Regions from separate parts of the Homo sapiens genome. Here region 2 is linked to region 1. Evidence: chromatin contacts called from ENCODE Hi-C data. All regions are on one chromosome and are shown on one strand. The core of a region is the stretch at or near the end of the contact, and the rest is flanking DNA. Distances in the headings are between cores, read along the strand shown. Region 1 overlaps PTPRK (protein tyrosine phosphatase receptor type K). Region 2 overlaps PTPRK (protein tyrosine phosphatase receptor type K).

Region 1 (2,700 bases), core at 64-2,563:
TAAACTCCATAAGCGAAGAATAATCTACTACTCTGTTGACTTTTCTAACCCCATGCCTGGTATATGGTAGGCCCTTAATAAATATCTGTTGATGTATGGTTAATTTAAATGCAGTTCTACTATATTCTGCATGCTGGTTTTCCAACACTGACAATTGGCGACGCTGAATTATCCAGGACTCCATCCCAAACCCTCCCCATTTAATTCTAACCAGTTTGTCAGCATTTACTTAAAGAGAGATTTCCAATATCACAGGATTCTAGAATCCAAGGAGTATGTAAAACCAGCCATTAGAATACCCACTTGGGCCCAAAGTAGTAGAAGGCTCAAAGCCAACTATCGACAAATTCAGTGACTTAACCTAATGTATCCAATATTATCCAACCTGACATAACTTGCAGCACTTTTAAAAACACCAATACCCTGGCCCTCACTTAAATTTAAGTGGTCTCAGGGCGGGCCTGGCACAGTTTGCTTTCTTAGCTTCCAAAAGAATCTAAACCGTCAAGTATGATCACCTCTGACCTTTGACTAATCTCCGAATCAAGTGTTGGCACAAGGCCAATACTACAATAAAAGATAATATTAAGTATGGTGATAGAGAGCATTTCTCCTTCTAAATTATTTCATATATAAATCAAACCACTAACTTGGGCCTCATTAATACTAGGTCCCTACATCAAACACAGGTTTCTTAGCACATAATAGCAATACTGAAATGGAAACCATTAACTACTATAAAAATTACAAAGTAATGTCCTACTTGAGAGTTTGAGAGAGCCTTCGGGAAAAAATATTCTCACTTTAATGATTTACAATGTTAGTTCAATTTTATAAAGCAATTAAATGAAGCAAATCCAGTACTTAATTTTTGAAATTTGACTCTCTAATGTGCATACATAACCTTCCCATGTTCACAATAAAAAATAATGCAAAATGCACAGATGTCCTCTCATTCCAAAATTGCTGAGTTTGTTTTGTAAGTCACTGGATTTAAATCTACAGGTGTCAGAAAATTAACAGGTCCCAATTTCACTGAAATATAGACATGAAAAGCAAAGGCTCACACACAGGGACAACAGAAAGCAGAGACTAAATTTAATGAATAAATTTAGGGTGACAGAGAGCAGAGAATATAAACTGAAGGAGGAACTAAGATGAAAAGAAAGGGATAGAGCCATGATCAACACTTACTCTATTTAAACAAACAAAACAAAATCCATTCATGTAAGAGGAATTCCAATAAAAGGAGAGATGTATTAACAATAAACTGTTCTGTTAAAAAAGAAAAAAAAAAAACGTCAAAGTGCAGACAAATCTGTGACGAGGCCAATGACCAAGATCCTGCTTTTACTGGTTGCTTCCTCTGACTAGTTGGAGCTTCCTTTGAATAATCCTAATTTTCCCCCAATGAAACTTTATCATTCCTGTCAACTCACTTCCAATTTATTTTTAACACAAAATAAATGCTACTAACTCAAGATTGCTACTAACTGGAATGAGGAGTATCTGAGTCAGAAATTATTTTCCTTTAACTCTTTAGGACCACAAAACCTAGAGTGAGGGGTGAGCCATGACAATTGTCACCTTAACTCCAAGTAGCTACGTGCTCTTCACCAAGCAAGTACTGCTACTTCTCTGCAACTAAGTTTCCATGTCTGTAAAGTAAGGCATTTGGACTAGGTTTCTACAGTACTCTCTAGTTCCAAAGTACAATACAATTATAGACTACAATAATGGTCTTTAAAATTCAGGCACCAGGAAGTCTTTCCATTATTCAGAGGCTATAGAAGAATAAAACTCTTCACTCTATTTAAAAAAACAAAACAAAACAAAAAACAAACAAACAAAAAAAAAAACACACACACAGCAATAACAACAAAAAAATCACCCAAGAGCTAAACTACATAGTTGACTTAATTCACGTTCTTTTAAAGAGCCTTGGCTTTGCATGCAGTTTAAATTCTACCATCACTTCACAAGTCAAGTTTCCTGCCTTTAAAAGATATATTACACATTTTACCAAGGGAAAGAGGTTATTTCCCCATTACTGTCCCACCACTCTTTCCTTGAAATTTTACAGAATCATTTCCCACTTCTATATTCCTGAAGAAAAGGTGGCAGTTTTGAGAAGTGCAGTAATGATTATAGAGAGTGAGCTCTTTTCCAAAGTACAGTTTAACTTTGAAGAGAAAAATGAAAATATTCCATATGTAAATAACGTTTAAAGGCAGGGAACCCCAGGTAAAACCTCAGATATAAGAACAATATAGATAGACATTTTACAAGAACAATATAGATATTTTATAAGACATTCAAAATATATCAGATCCTGGTCTGATAAATAGGAGTTTAAGTTAGGCTTCTACCTGGTAAACAAAATACTGCATGTGAAAACTGACTATTCTTTATTCTTAAATTCTTGACATACAAAAGAATATTTAAAGAAATTTAGCTGTATTCCATGTTCAAAGAATTATATTTAGTAGGTTAAATGTTAATAAATTTATAGAAATTACTGTCTTCCAAACTCACATGTATTGAGAAGCTGAATAGATTATGAAAGTTTAGCAATTTTTTAAAAAGCTTTAGAAATTCATTTAATTTTTAACCTTTCTCTCATATTTTAGTAAATGCTCTTATGGCATATGCCACAAAGACGTGGATGCCATGTTTCTGAAGAATATTTTATAGCTATGC
Region 2 (2,700 bases), core at 71-2,570, 120 kb after region 1:
ACAGTCCATGAGTATTATACACTAGAACGCAGAGGGCTGGGTACAGAAAATAAGGGGAGGAAAGATGCCAGAGGCAGAATATGGTCATACCGCCCAGGCCCCAATACTGGGAAGTTCTGTCTTCATGAGAAGCAGTACAGCATGGTGATTAACAGCATTGATTCCACAATCACACTCCCCATGTGTAAATCCTAATTCTGTCATTTTCTAGCCATGTGACCTTGGGGCAGTCGCTCAACCTCTCTGTGCCTTCATTTTCCCACACAGCAAAATGTGTATGTATTAGTATACTAGGGCCAACATAGCAAAATACCACAGACTTGAAGGCTTAAATAATTAATTAATTTTCTCATAGTTCCAGAGGCTGAAAGTCCAAGATCAAGATACCAATAAGGCTGGTTTCTCCTGAGGACTCTCCTTGATTTCTGGATAGCCACCTTCTGGTCTTCTGTCTTCATTTCTGTGAACACACATTCTTGGAGTCTCTTCCTCTTTTTATAAGGACATCAGTCATAGTAGATTAGGGCCCACTCTTATGACATCATTTAACCTTAATGACCTCTTTAAAGTCCCTACCTCCAAATACAATCACATTGGGGGTTAGGGCTTCAACATATGAATTTTGGGGAATACAATTCAGTGCATAACAAACAGTATAAAACAATAATAGCTACCTCACATGACTGTGGTGATGATTAGATGTATTACTATACAAGTGCCTGGCTCATGGGAAGTTCTATATAAATGCTTACTATTAGGCTAAGCCCCATTAAATTCACATGTCTAACAAGTATCCACAAATCACAGCATCAAGTGGATGAAAACAGACATTTGCAGTCTGTCTTTAAGATTTCTTGTATTGGGACAGTGATATCTTTGGGGATAAATGGAGGACACATCTTGCTGATAACATCTATCTCAATTCAAAACATGGGTGGTTAATATAGAAATGTTAGTGGTTCCTAACAGGAGCAAAACCAATAGATAGCTTTGATTTTCTCACATTCCCAGTGGGACACAAAGGCTTTTTGTGTCTCAGGATTATGTGCTGATAAAGAATGCGGAAAGAATGTTTATGAGGAAGCAGACAAAAGCAGCCTGGCTCCGGTGTATCCACACTTGGCAGCTGTAATGCAGTTTCGGCTACACCAATAATTTCCAATTATTTTTACCTGCAGTCAATTCTCAAGCTAGAAGACTGTGGTGAGAATATGAGATTAATTTAGACAGGCTCAGGCACTCATGTGAACACCAAAATCTGCCACTAAAACAAACATCAGGCTTACATTAATCTATCATTTTTTTTCTCTTGTTACCTTTTCAATCGCCCTTCATGATCCTGGCCAGGGTTCTGTGTGCGTGATAGATGGCGAATGGAATGGCAGACAGCAGCAGAACAACAGCAGCAAAAGTTACCGACCACAAGCACAGACACTGAAAACGAAAGCGGCTTGGTAACTAACAGGCTAATCTTCACGGCAGGAAGAATACTTGGCAATGAAACTTCCCCTGGGAATTGATTCACTACTGTTCACATTTGTTTAAATGAATTTAACATAATCTTCTAATTGTGGAAGTCTGATCCTATCACTCCCCTGCCTATCTGCCTAAAACTCTTCCATATCATCAGGTTGCCTCCAAGATAAAGTCATCATTCCCTTGCATAACACCCAAGGGTTTCATGATCTAGTCCCAACAAATTGCCACATTCATCTCTATTACAGAATCTTCAAAGATACCAGTAGCAGTTCCTAGTACCGTACTTCTGGGCCCTTCACATGCTGCCTTCTCTATCAAGAAAACCCTCCTCATTGGCTCTGATAACTGCTCTATGTCTTTGGTCTCAATGCTGATATCCCCTCCTAGGCAAATTCCATCCATCCACCCCCAACTGAGTAGTTTGCCTCTTCAGCATGTTCCCAGAATACCCCAAATCTAACACTATTATGGGATATATCATACTGTTACATTGTACATATTTAAGCAACTGCCTACTCAAAATTTTCAAGAGAACCTTGTAGCCTAACTATCCAAAAATGAAAATTCCAATATATTATGGTGGTTGAGATCAAGTATTTCTATATCAGACAGACCTGAGCTTGAAACTTATTTGTCTTTTATTACTCATATGGCCCCAAGAGAAGCTGTAACATGGAGACACAATAATATTTATTTTACGGGATTTTGAAGTATTTAATAAGTAAATACACTTGCCGCAGCACCTGGCATGAGGACAAGTTCATAGCTGTTATTTTCATGCTCAGTATCTAATTCATCTCCTACTACTCTATTGAATATAACCCACTCTTCAAGTTGGACTGTTTGGCCTGAAAATAGTCTTAAGTTTTCTCTTCAGCTGAAATACTCCATCTCCCAATCTTTGCATATGGAAACCCTTGCCTTCCAAAAACCCCTTGCTAGTGCCACACTTTCCACCTATCCTTTCCAAGCCTAGACCTGCTTTCTCCCTTCTCTTGGATAGCCCCCTTGTGCTTTTTGGAAAGGGCAGGAGACACTGATGTTTGCTCATTTTTGTGGCAACCCATACCCCAAATTTTCCCCCAATCCAGAGTGTGGTGTCCCATGTGCCACCAAAATGTAAGTATTTTAGAAGCCGGAATATGTGTTTTTATTGCTCTCTAACAATATCTGGCACATGGTAGGCACTCAACAATATATGTTAAATGAATGAGTGAGTTG

What was found. A loop is a pair of places that touch in the nucleus more often than their neighbours do.
Region 2: a loop to region 1 is called in a map of PC-3, with 3 times the contacts of the local background. The contact joins two enhancer-like sites. A Hi-C loop is called at or near these places in 1 of 168 maps with a recorded cell type or tissue (PC-3).

Annotation. Positions count from the first base shown.
Region 1 is chr6:128,367,103-128,369,802 of GRCh38, forward strand. The region is part of intron 2 of PTPRK (protein tyrosine phosphatase receptor type K); the gene reads right to left. Among named protein-coding and RNA genes, the nearest start is that of PTPRK, 150 kb to the right of the region's middle. Within about 2 kb of position 1,314, at least 2 of the 41 ENCODE cell types and tissues checked have a DNase peak (open chromatin) inside an H3K27ac peak, as active enhancers do; they include PC-3, where a contact is called at or near this core.
Region 2 is chr6:128,490,416-128,493,115 of GRCh38, forward strand. All of the region lies in intron 1 of PTPRK (protein tyrosine phosphatase receptor type K), which reads right to left. Among named protein-coding and RNA genes, the nearest start is that of PTPRK, 29 kb to the right of the region's middle. Within about 2 kb of position 1,321, at least 15 of the 41 ENCODE cell types and tissues checked have a DNase peak (open chromatin) inside an H3K27ac peak, as active enhancers do; they include PC-3, where a contact is called at or near this core.